Regions from separate parts of the Homo sapiens genome. Here regions 2 and 3 are each linked to region 1. Evidence: chromatin contacts called from ENCODE Hi-C or POLR2A ChIA-PET data. All regions are on one chromosome and are shown on one strand. The core of a region is the stretch at or near the end of the contact, and the rest is flanking DNA. Distances in the headings are between cores, read along the strand shown.

The links. A loop is a pair of places that touch in the nucleus more often than their neighbours do. ChIA-PET counts read pairs that join two places held with the same protein, here RNA polymerase II (POLR2A).
Region 2: a loop to region 1 is called in a map of mammary epithelial cell, with 2.9 times the contacts of the local background. The contact joins the enhancer-like site here to the promoter of KERA in region 1. A Hi-C loop is called at or near these places in 3 of 168 maps with a recorded cell type or tissue (IMR-90, breast epithelium and mammary epithelial cell) and 1 of 37 single-sample maps with no recorded cell type. POLR2A ChIA-PET finds 5 or more read pairs at or near these places in 1 of 52 experiments (BJ).
Region 3: a loop to region 1 is called in a map of IMR-90, with 2.1 times the contacts of the local background. The contact joins the promoter of EPYC here to the promoter of KERA in region 1. A Hi-C loop is called at or near these places in 1 of 168 maps with a recorded cell type or tissue (IMR-90).

What each region holds. Positions count from the first base shown.
Region 1 is chr12:91,056,581-91,059,878 of GRCh38, forward strand. It overlaps KERA (keratocan), which reads right to left and starts at 1,444. Exons shown (of 3, transcript NM_007035.4): 1 at 1,164-1,444.
Region 2 is chr12:91,098,090-91,101,226 of GRCh38, forward strand. No RefSeq gene overlaps it. Among named protein-coding and RNA genes, the nearest start is that of LUM, 12 kb to the right of the region's middle. Within about 2 kb of position 1,487, at least 3 of the 41 ENCODE cell types and tissues checked have a DNase peak (open chromatin) inside an H3K27ac peak, as active enhancers do.
Region 3 is chr12:91,003,123-91,006,334 of GRCh38, forward strand. EPYC (epiphycan) reads right to left here and starts at 1,850. Exons shown (of 7, transcript NM_004950.5): 1 at 1,825-1,850.

The DNA of each region.
Region 1 (3,298 bases), core at 194-2,693:
CAAGCTATTTAATTTAAAGAACTGAACTGAAACCAGTAGTTGAATATGAGAGTACAAAAAAGTGATCTTTTAAAAACTCAAACTGGGAATCTGTGTTGTTCCTGAGAGGAAAGCATATGCTTTTACTTTTACTCTTAAATGAGCAGAACATCTGGATGAGATTTCCTAGGCCTTTTGGCCCTTGAACCAAAGGAATGAAGGGATCAAAGAACATTTTAGCACTTTATGGTGAAGGAAGGTTCTAGGATCTGAATAAAAATGTAATTAATCTGTTATTCTCTAGCTCAACCTCTCAAGTAAGTTTTTTGAGGGTGGGGGAAGATGTCTATAATTTTAAGCACACAATTAAGTTGTTCAGCCAAGCTATTGAATTATCAATTCTCTCTCTCTCTCCCTTTCTCTCTCTCTCTCTCTCTCAGAGAATATGTATATTCTGTCTCTATATATGTATATATATGTATATATAGAGATAGAGTTTATTATATAGAGTTGAATACATTGTGATGTATAGCACAAGTACATGAGTATTGTATTCAACTATGCCATTATTATGGTTGATAAGAAACAAAAACAACCAAAAACATATTTAGGATACGGGTGGAGAATTTCTTTATATTCATATTATCAGTGTGGATAATGGAAAGTAGGTTAGCGTTTACTAATATTTGATACATTTAAAACACATAAACCCTCCCCACTGATCATCAAAGATTATTGGTACAAATAATTATTTTAACAGGAAATATACATATATATTTTAATAATTTATAGCATACATATGTTACATATATATTTATATATATATATATATATCAGTAACATTCTGACCAATGTACATTTATTGAACTGATTGATAATAGGATGAAATAAATTTTACTGATTCCTTAGGAAAAGATAAAGTCAACTTCATTTATGAAATGCTGATCATTCAATTTTGCCATTAAATTGCAGAAAACAAGTGCAGAACTGCTTCTGCAAGCTGTCAAATTTTCTAGGATTGCAGAACGCTGCTCTGGCCATGTTCCAACAAAGAAACATCATTTTTTTTTTTCTTTTTCAGAATAGGGTTTTGGTTTAGTTATTGAAGTTGTAACCCTGCGTCTGTTGAATAAGTACTTTGCATGCTTAACTTTAAGAGTTTTTAAAAGTGCAAAATAGTTTACCTTGCCTTCCAGGAATACACCGTTGAGTCCTGTGTCTCAGTCTGAGGTTTGCTAAAAATCAGTTAAGAGAAAAAAAAAAACTTTGACGAAAATAATTTGTTTTTACTTTAAGCTGTCAAGTCGTCTATGAGAAACAGTGAAACCTACTCGTCCCAGTCACCATGAACACCTTTGATCTATTGTTTCCACTTTGACAGGGCTTCAGAAGACTGCTTACCTCAGCCTTCTTGGATCTTCTTCTTCCTTTTCTATTGGTCACTGCTTGTACATGGTAATGGATTGACCCAGGCTCCACTGTCGTGTTTTTATGAATCCTCGGTAAAATATATGCACTAGTAGATCCAAATTTAACCCCTCCAACAACCACGGAATCTTAGTGCCTACACAGCCCAGCAAAGGAAATTCTTACTTTAATCCTAATAACTCATAAAAAAATTTCTAGGCAATTTTCATTCCTAATTCACAGTTCAATTCATTAGTATATGTTGTCATGTACTGATATCCAGACCTTATTTACCAATAGGCAGCTGAAGGCAGTTTTAAAGTATAACAAAAAGATATTTTAAAAGATTTTAAAACATTTTCCCTAGATGATCATTTCTTAAAAATTGAATACAAATAATTAAAAGCCAATGTCTTCTGTTTATATGGACATATTTTATCTGTTCCTGATATAAAATAGATGCTGTAATGTGTTTGACTAAGGGAAAAATAAATAAATATATGTATTTGAAAAAATGTAAATGTGATATCTGGAAAGCACTACCTGATTTTGGTGCTAATCTTGGTATTATGCTTTTTTTCAGAGAAATAATTTTTGTATCCCTATTTCCTATTATATTTCTTTTAACAATTTATTCCAAGTACCTGCTAAGGTGGGATAATTTTTTATTCATTATAATATAACACATGTTTTGCATATAGTCCCTTATGAGACATTCTGTTACACTGCTACTTTTTTCTTTAACACATATCTAAAGTAGTGTGTCCTCCACTTCTGATACTTGATGAAAAAAAATTATGCTTCTTGAGAAAAGATGCAAACAAAAAATATTTCATTTAGGTGTTATTATGTGGATTGATTGTTGTTTTGTTTTTCAAAATCTCTCTTATTCTAGCTTCAGTGAATGTTATATGACTCATTTAACAGCTCACATGAGTATTGTCAAAGAGCACCGTGAAGAGGATTAAGCATTGGATTCAGAGGACCTTTTGTGAACCACCTCTTTCCTCTCTCCTAACCATAGGAGGGTAAATTAAAGTTCAGTTTTGTCATCTACAAAATAGTAATGGATTGCTTCACAGAGTTAGGTCTAGTTTGTTATAAACAATTACAGAAATAATAGCCTTATTTGGAATTAGCCCTACACTCTCAACTGGAAAATGCATTTATATTAAAGGGTTTTTATAGATTGAGATCCTATTTTGACATGATTTTTTACTAGTCCTATAGGTATGTAGGTGTACTCACATCACATTTTAAGAAGACAACCAAGTGTTACTTGCTTTCTCACAACAATTGTCTCCTCTCTCTGTTGCATTTCTCCCTCTCCTTTTCCTAAACCCTCAGGATTTAAACAACAGATGATCTTCAAATCTGCATGGCCCTCTTCCAGCTATTGTCTTACTGTTGATTTTTTTAGCCAAACTGATTTTAGTCTTTTTATAATTTTCTTATACAAATGTTGCTACATGTTCATTGTAGGAAAATTAGAGTAGTATACTGGCTGCCTCCAATCTATTTCCTCTTCACCATTCCACTCATGATCTGCCAACCAAAATATGACTTCTAATTCTGCTTCCCTAAAATGGTTCTGACAGAAAATCAGCAATGATCCTCACATTTACTAATCTGTTGAAGTCTTTTAGTGTTAAGCATACTTGGCCTTTGACAATACTGACCCACCCCCTTTTATTAAATGTTCGTCTTAGTTGTTCTGACATTACTCTTTCCTAGTTTTTCCTCCCATTTTCTGGTGACTTCTCTCTGTCTATATCCCAAAGCTCTATTTCCTCTTTATAACATTATTTAAGAGCATTTCTAGCATTTGGAACCCTTTGAGATTCTGTCCTCTGCTTTGTGCTCTTCTTGCTCTATACACATTTCCTGCATGATTCTATGGTTCCAACCATCT
Region 2 (3,137 bases), core at 237-2,736, 42 kb after region 1:
AATAGTTCGGTTTATGATTTTTTGACTTTATGATGGTGCAAAAGTGATAACACATTCAGTAGAAACCATATTTCGAGTATACAATCACACAATTGTAACCTTCAGTACATTATTCAATAAATTACATGAGATATTCAATACTTTGTTATAAAATAGGCTTTATGTTAGAAGATTTTTGTCTAACTGTAGCTAATGTGAGTGCTTTGAGCATATTTAAGATAAGTTGTGCTAGATATGATGTTCCATAGGTTAGGTGTATTCAATGTGTTTTTGACATATATTTTCAACTCATGACAGGTTAACTGGGACATAACACCATCATAAGTCAAGGAACATCTGCATATACAGTAGATTACCATTTAACCATAAAAAAAGGAAGTCCTATTTTTGGAATAACAGACAAAAGTGGAGAACATTCTGCTAAGTGAAATAAACCAAGCACAAAAAGAAATGTACTGCATGATGTCACTTATATGTGGAATCTAAAACAAGTCAAACTCATAGAAGCAGAAAGAGTAGAATGGTGGCTACCAGGAGCTGAGGGTGAGGGCTGGGTAGATGGGAAAATGTTGGTTAAAGGGTACAAAGTTTCAATTAGACAGGATAAATAAGCATGGGAGATTTATGGTGTATGGTAACTGCAGTTAATAATAGTGTATTGTACATTTGAAAGTTGCTAATAAAAGCAGATCTTAAATGTTCTCACAATAGAAAATTATAGGAATGTGAGGTAATGTGCTTGTTAATTAGCTTTAACCATTTCACAGTGGATACACATATCAAAGCATCATGTTGTCCACTGTAAAGATATACAATTTTTATTTGTCAAGTACACTTTAATGAAAAAATATATTTAATAGATAGATGTTTGTAGATAATTCCATGGATTAAAGTAAATTGCAATGTTTTGTGTAATGTTAAAGGGAGTAAAGCAGAAGCAATTGTGCTGGAGCTCACCAGGAGAGGCCCGCCTCATGACTGACCTTTGTAACTTGTTCCTTCCAACCACAGCTTCATTCCATTAATGCTACTCAGCAACCACGTCTGGAAAACTTACTTCCAGGCCCTGTGTTTTGTCAGGGCTAAGATGAGGAAATTTACAAACACACATGTAAACACATCTAAGCCCCCCTTAATGCCACGGGGGGTTACTAAGTTATAATATACACTCTGAGAACAGAGATCTGGTCTCAAATGAGAGTTACAACACTTCAAATCATGTCTGATCCTACACCCAGGTTTTTTTCCATGCCTAAGTAGAAATGTACCTTATAACTATTATTTGAGCTAAAATAATCCTTAAAGAACATTCCTTGAATTATCTAATGTATTGTAACATTTAAATTAATGTCCAAATATATGTTATAATGACAGTTAGGTCTGCTCCCCACAAGTCTTTCCTTATCACCCAAAAAAATCACCACTCCCTCCATTTCTTCATAGTCCTTCAGGTCATTTATTTCTTCATAGCGCTTATCACTACTGTCATCATGTCATAGACTGTGTGTTTATCTGCTGATTGAATCCCCTATAAATGTCAACTTTGTTAGGATAAAGATTTGCCGGTCTTGTTCACTACAGTGTCTCCAGCACCTAAGCCATTTCTGGAGTATAGTAGAAGCTTTATTTTTTAAAAAGTTAAATGAATTAATGGAAAAGGTACAGATGGATGAACAATGAATGAAGGGAGTTGTTAAAAAAACTTTGATAAATGATTTTTATTTTTTAACAGATGTTTGTTTTATAATAAAGGATATTAATTCTACTTGAGAAAGTTCAGAGGAGGTATTCTGCTGAAGGGTTAGAGTAGCTTAAGACGAGTCTTAAAAGATGTTTATGTGTTTCCAAGTGAAAGGGGCATGAGGGGATTCCAGGAAGAAAGGCGTTTTCATAGACACCAGAGCAAATGCAGCTGCAAATTAGTAAGTATGGTTGAAACAGTTCAAGCAACTTAATGTAGTGCATGATGAAGTCTGACAAAACCTGGTAAGAGATAAGTCTAGAGAAGTAACTAAGGACTAAATTGCAAAGGACCTTTGAAAACTGCAAAGGACCTTTGGTGTCCTGGAATGCCTTTTGTGCTGCTCTGAGGAGCCTGGATCACATCCTGAAAGCAATGGTACATCACTGAACAGTTTTAAACAGATAAATAATATGGGACCAGGTTTATATGTCAGAAAACTTGCTCTAATAACGCACTTGATGATTAAGTTAGGCAAAACATGAGGATTTTCAGAAATCTAAGTGAAAATTCAGGAAGTCTTGAAATAAAGACTTGGCAGTGAGGCTAGAGAGGGGCTTATTTGAAATACAATCCATAGGGTAAAGTTACTACTAAGGCTCTTGAATATTTTTAGAACATACATTTTAAAAAATAGAACATCAGGTGCATTGTAAGGGGACAAGACACAAATATAGATGGTACTCTTTGGGCCAATCCAAATTTTAAAGCTACTAGAAGAAGTGACATTTTAGGGCTATCAAAGTGAGATTAGGATGAATGCGTGAGACCTCACTTATTTATGTTGCTGACATTTCTATTTTTTTTTTCATGTGTTGTATTGCAATTTGTTATATCTTATCTGGAAACAAAATCTATTGAATATGTGTGTAAAAACAATATAATTTGCTAGACATTTTTAATGCATTTTGATTCATTTCATATATTTCAAAAAAACAAGACTTTTTTTTATAACATTGCCATTTTTATATATATTTTTACTTCTGGTAGTAAAATTACTTTGCAGTTCCCTTTAAATAAAATGAGAACTTCCTTTTACTTGTGAGTGAATGTTAAGTATTTATGATGGTTTTAAAATCCAACCAAAGAAAAGTCTAAGGCTATCATTATGATAAAATTACAACTATAGAAAAACCGGAACCCAAACTTAAAAGATCACAAGGAAAAAAAAAACTCTTAGTCTTTTTGAAAACCAACCTTTTAAACTCTTCAGGATTTCTAAAAACATAGCTATTACCGGTTGGAGAACTTTTAACTGAGAAATCAACATTCCTCTTGCTCATTTAGTGGTCTATTATTCATCTGTATTTTTTGTACTTATTAGGGCATGATAATTCCTCACAAACCTCAAAGCCTGAGTACATTATAGCTCTCCTTCACCATAAAGGCACCAGTT
Region 3 (3,212 bases), core at 600-3,099, 53 kb before region 1:
CTCATAACTGTTTCTTGTACATTTAAGTCTAAGGCCTTCTTCAGAACAAAGTAACAAAGTTTTGTTTGTTTTTTCTGTTACTTCTTTGTAGCCTCTGGACATATAAATACATACATTGTTTAATATGTACGTTAGTATTTCATGCAATATTGTTCAAAATGCTCCTAATGAAATAGAATAGAAAAAAAATTTCCTTTAGTCCTCAGTATTTTATTTAATTCTTAATAGCTATCTAAGATTTGAACTCAGAACCAACAGGAATACATGTTTAAAAGGCACTATTTGGTAAGATTCCCTTGTATGCCTGTGGGATTATAGCCATCTTTGTTTTTTAATTCCTTAATAAGCACAATTCTTATTTTCCATTATAACATTATGCTTTTTGAGGATTCAATCAAGATCCTATAATTTAATTATTTTTTTAGTTCTGTATGTACTCATTTGAATACATTTTGGTTTAGAAAAAAAATCTTCACATTTAATTTGAAACATTTAAGTTAGTCTTACCAAAATGTTACCTAGTGATCCCTTATTGAGCAGGCAAAGTATTGTAAAATTCTGTATCAAGCATGTCTAATTTTAGAGGCTTTTACATTTGGACACACTTCTTGGGTTTACTTTAAGAACAGTACCTGTGGTGTTACTACCTATGCATACATATAAAAGGGAATTCATGATAAATATTACTTTTAAACTTGAATGCACTGGCAGACAAAATGACCTTCAGTTACTTGAAAGAAAGCCTTTATGAAGCAGGTTTAGGCAGAAGGATATGAAATTCCTCTGAGAATAAGAAGCAGTACAAGGAGCTCCTTCTTAGCTCTCCTATGCTTTCTTCAAATAAATTTCTTATTCACACAGGATAAACTAAGCCTCTATTTCAGTTGCCTTTGCAGAAGTCTTTGCAGGATTGCAGATTTGGAACTGTTCTAGGCAATTACCAACAAAGTCCTACTTAATAAAACAGTGGGTTTGCAAATCTTCCAGGAACCATTCTCCCATAATCAAGTTGGAAACATTAACAGAAGCCACTACCAACTTAAAAAAAATTTTTCCTTATATGTTTCTGGCAACTTCCATTATTCAAAGAAATTATACACTTGCTGGCCTTTTTTCTCACATCATACTATATTTGATTACATATAGCTACATCTCAGAATTTGCTTGCATTTTGCATCACTCCTAGAGCTATCAACTATAAGGCAGGCTGTGTGAATCTTAAAAATATATACAGCATCTATCTATGTTTAGTTAAAAAATTTATATTCCTTTCTTCAAGTAATTGTATTAGCATTTAATGTAGTTTCTTAATTAACACTTTAATTTTGTGTTCACTTTATACCATTTATTAATATTTTAAAATTTGTGTATTTAAAACTTTCAATATATAGCTCAAAAAAATTTTAAATGCATAATGTCATGTAATCATTACAATACTTTTAATCTCAGGAAATTTCACTATTTCCTCCCTTTTCACAAAATTTCAATTAATATCAATCAATAGTGCCTGTCTATACTGGCAAAGAATGTGGTCTGTGTCAGGAAACTTTACTTAAGGCATATATTGGAAACTACTCTAATTTTATTGGCATCTGTCATGACTACTGAGATTAACTATTTGCTGTATGTTATTAATTCCTAAGCTAATTCAAAATTTTGGATTTTCCAAGAATAATATAAATACAAAGTCAATAACAAAAATAAACCAAATCCATTGAATCAAAATTCACCAGATGACATTAAGGCAAGTTAAATTATTTTTTAAAGGTTGTTATAGTAGGGAAAGAACTCTGACCCAAGAAGAAAGCAAGTATAAAAACTTACCTTTGGCTCTGACCTGATGAAATGGCACAAAGTGACTGAGGATGCAGAGCTAGTGGTATTTGCCCCTGACCAATGGCTGTGAATTCTGGTCTGTGGGAGGTGGAATTTATAACACTCAACTTTCTGTTTGCAAAACCTAATATTGAGAAATACTTCTCAGTCTTTAAAAAACCTCAAATTATTTTATAGTCACCCAAACTAAGCAGTAGGATCCAAATCACATAGTATACAAAGTTCTTGAAATTATGTTAATGGAGTTATAATTGCCAAAGTATCACCTTAAAATTTTTAAATGGAAAAAGTTGGATTTAACATACCTCATCTGTAACAAACTCACCAATTAAGAAATGAAGTTCATGTATACAGTGATACTATAGATGGATATTTTAGTTCTAATAAGAAATAATTTTCCCAAAACTTGAAGTCTTGAATTGCTTTCTTCACTTTTCATTAATGTTAAGTGAAATTTGGTAAATGTTGCAGAAACCTTACCTGTTTAATATTGGGTAAGTAAAAAAAGATATCCCAATTATTTTGATTGCATGGAATGCTTTGATAGCAAAACAGGGAAAAATGAACCTTTTGCATAACTTTAAAAAAATTACATCCAGAAGTGATGCATAAATATGATCTGCGTGTTTTGGGGAGAAAAGGGGCTTTTTTTAAAAAAAGTTATTGTATCTATCATAGACAAATAAATCAAATTACACATTTTTTCCTTAGAATAGGAGCTTTATTTTAAGCTCTTGTTAACTTCCATGGTTTGTAAAATTGAACTTTAATACAAATATGAAGAGAAAAAATATGCTTTAAATTTCCATACCTCAATTTTACATTGTATAAGTCCTAGAGAAAGGTGAAAGTTGCATCTTGTATTCTGGTATGCTTTAGATAAATCTAGGAATTTGGTTCTCACTTATGCTTCAGGAATCTTTTCCTTCATGTCTGCAAGTGAATAGATGTATTGAATTTTGAAAGCGGTATTACTCCTGGGCCAAGTGATGGGAGAGAAGAAGGTTTGTCTTTAAGGTTCTCTCACTCCCCTTCCTGCCTCTGCTCCCATCTTCCCTGCCCTCAAAATGTCTTTGCCCATCTATTCAGGGCATTCTTATTTGTCATCCCCATCATCCAACCCTGTTTCCAAATGATTTGTTCTTAGTATGCATTGTTTTTCTCAAAAACAATTTTATTTGGAGCAGAAACAGTGATAATGGGTAATGTATGAAGTCTACCAAGACCTCTCAAAAAATAGAGAGGCCATCTTGGAGACAGGAACTTATTTCTGGCATCTGTGAAGTCTCACCCCACCATATAAAGGCCACTTTTAGAAGCAGTGCTGGAAAGATGCCTGAATCCAAGTTTCTAGGCTTGTCCTCTTTAGAAGCAAG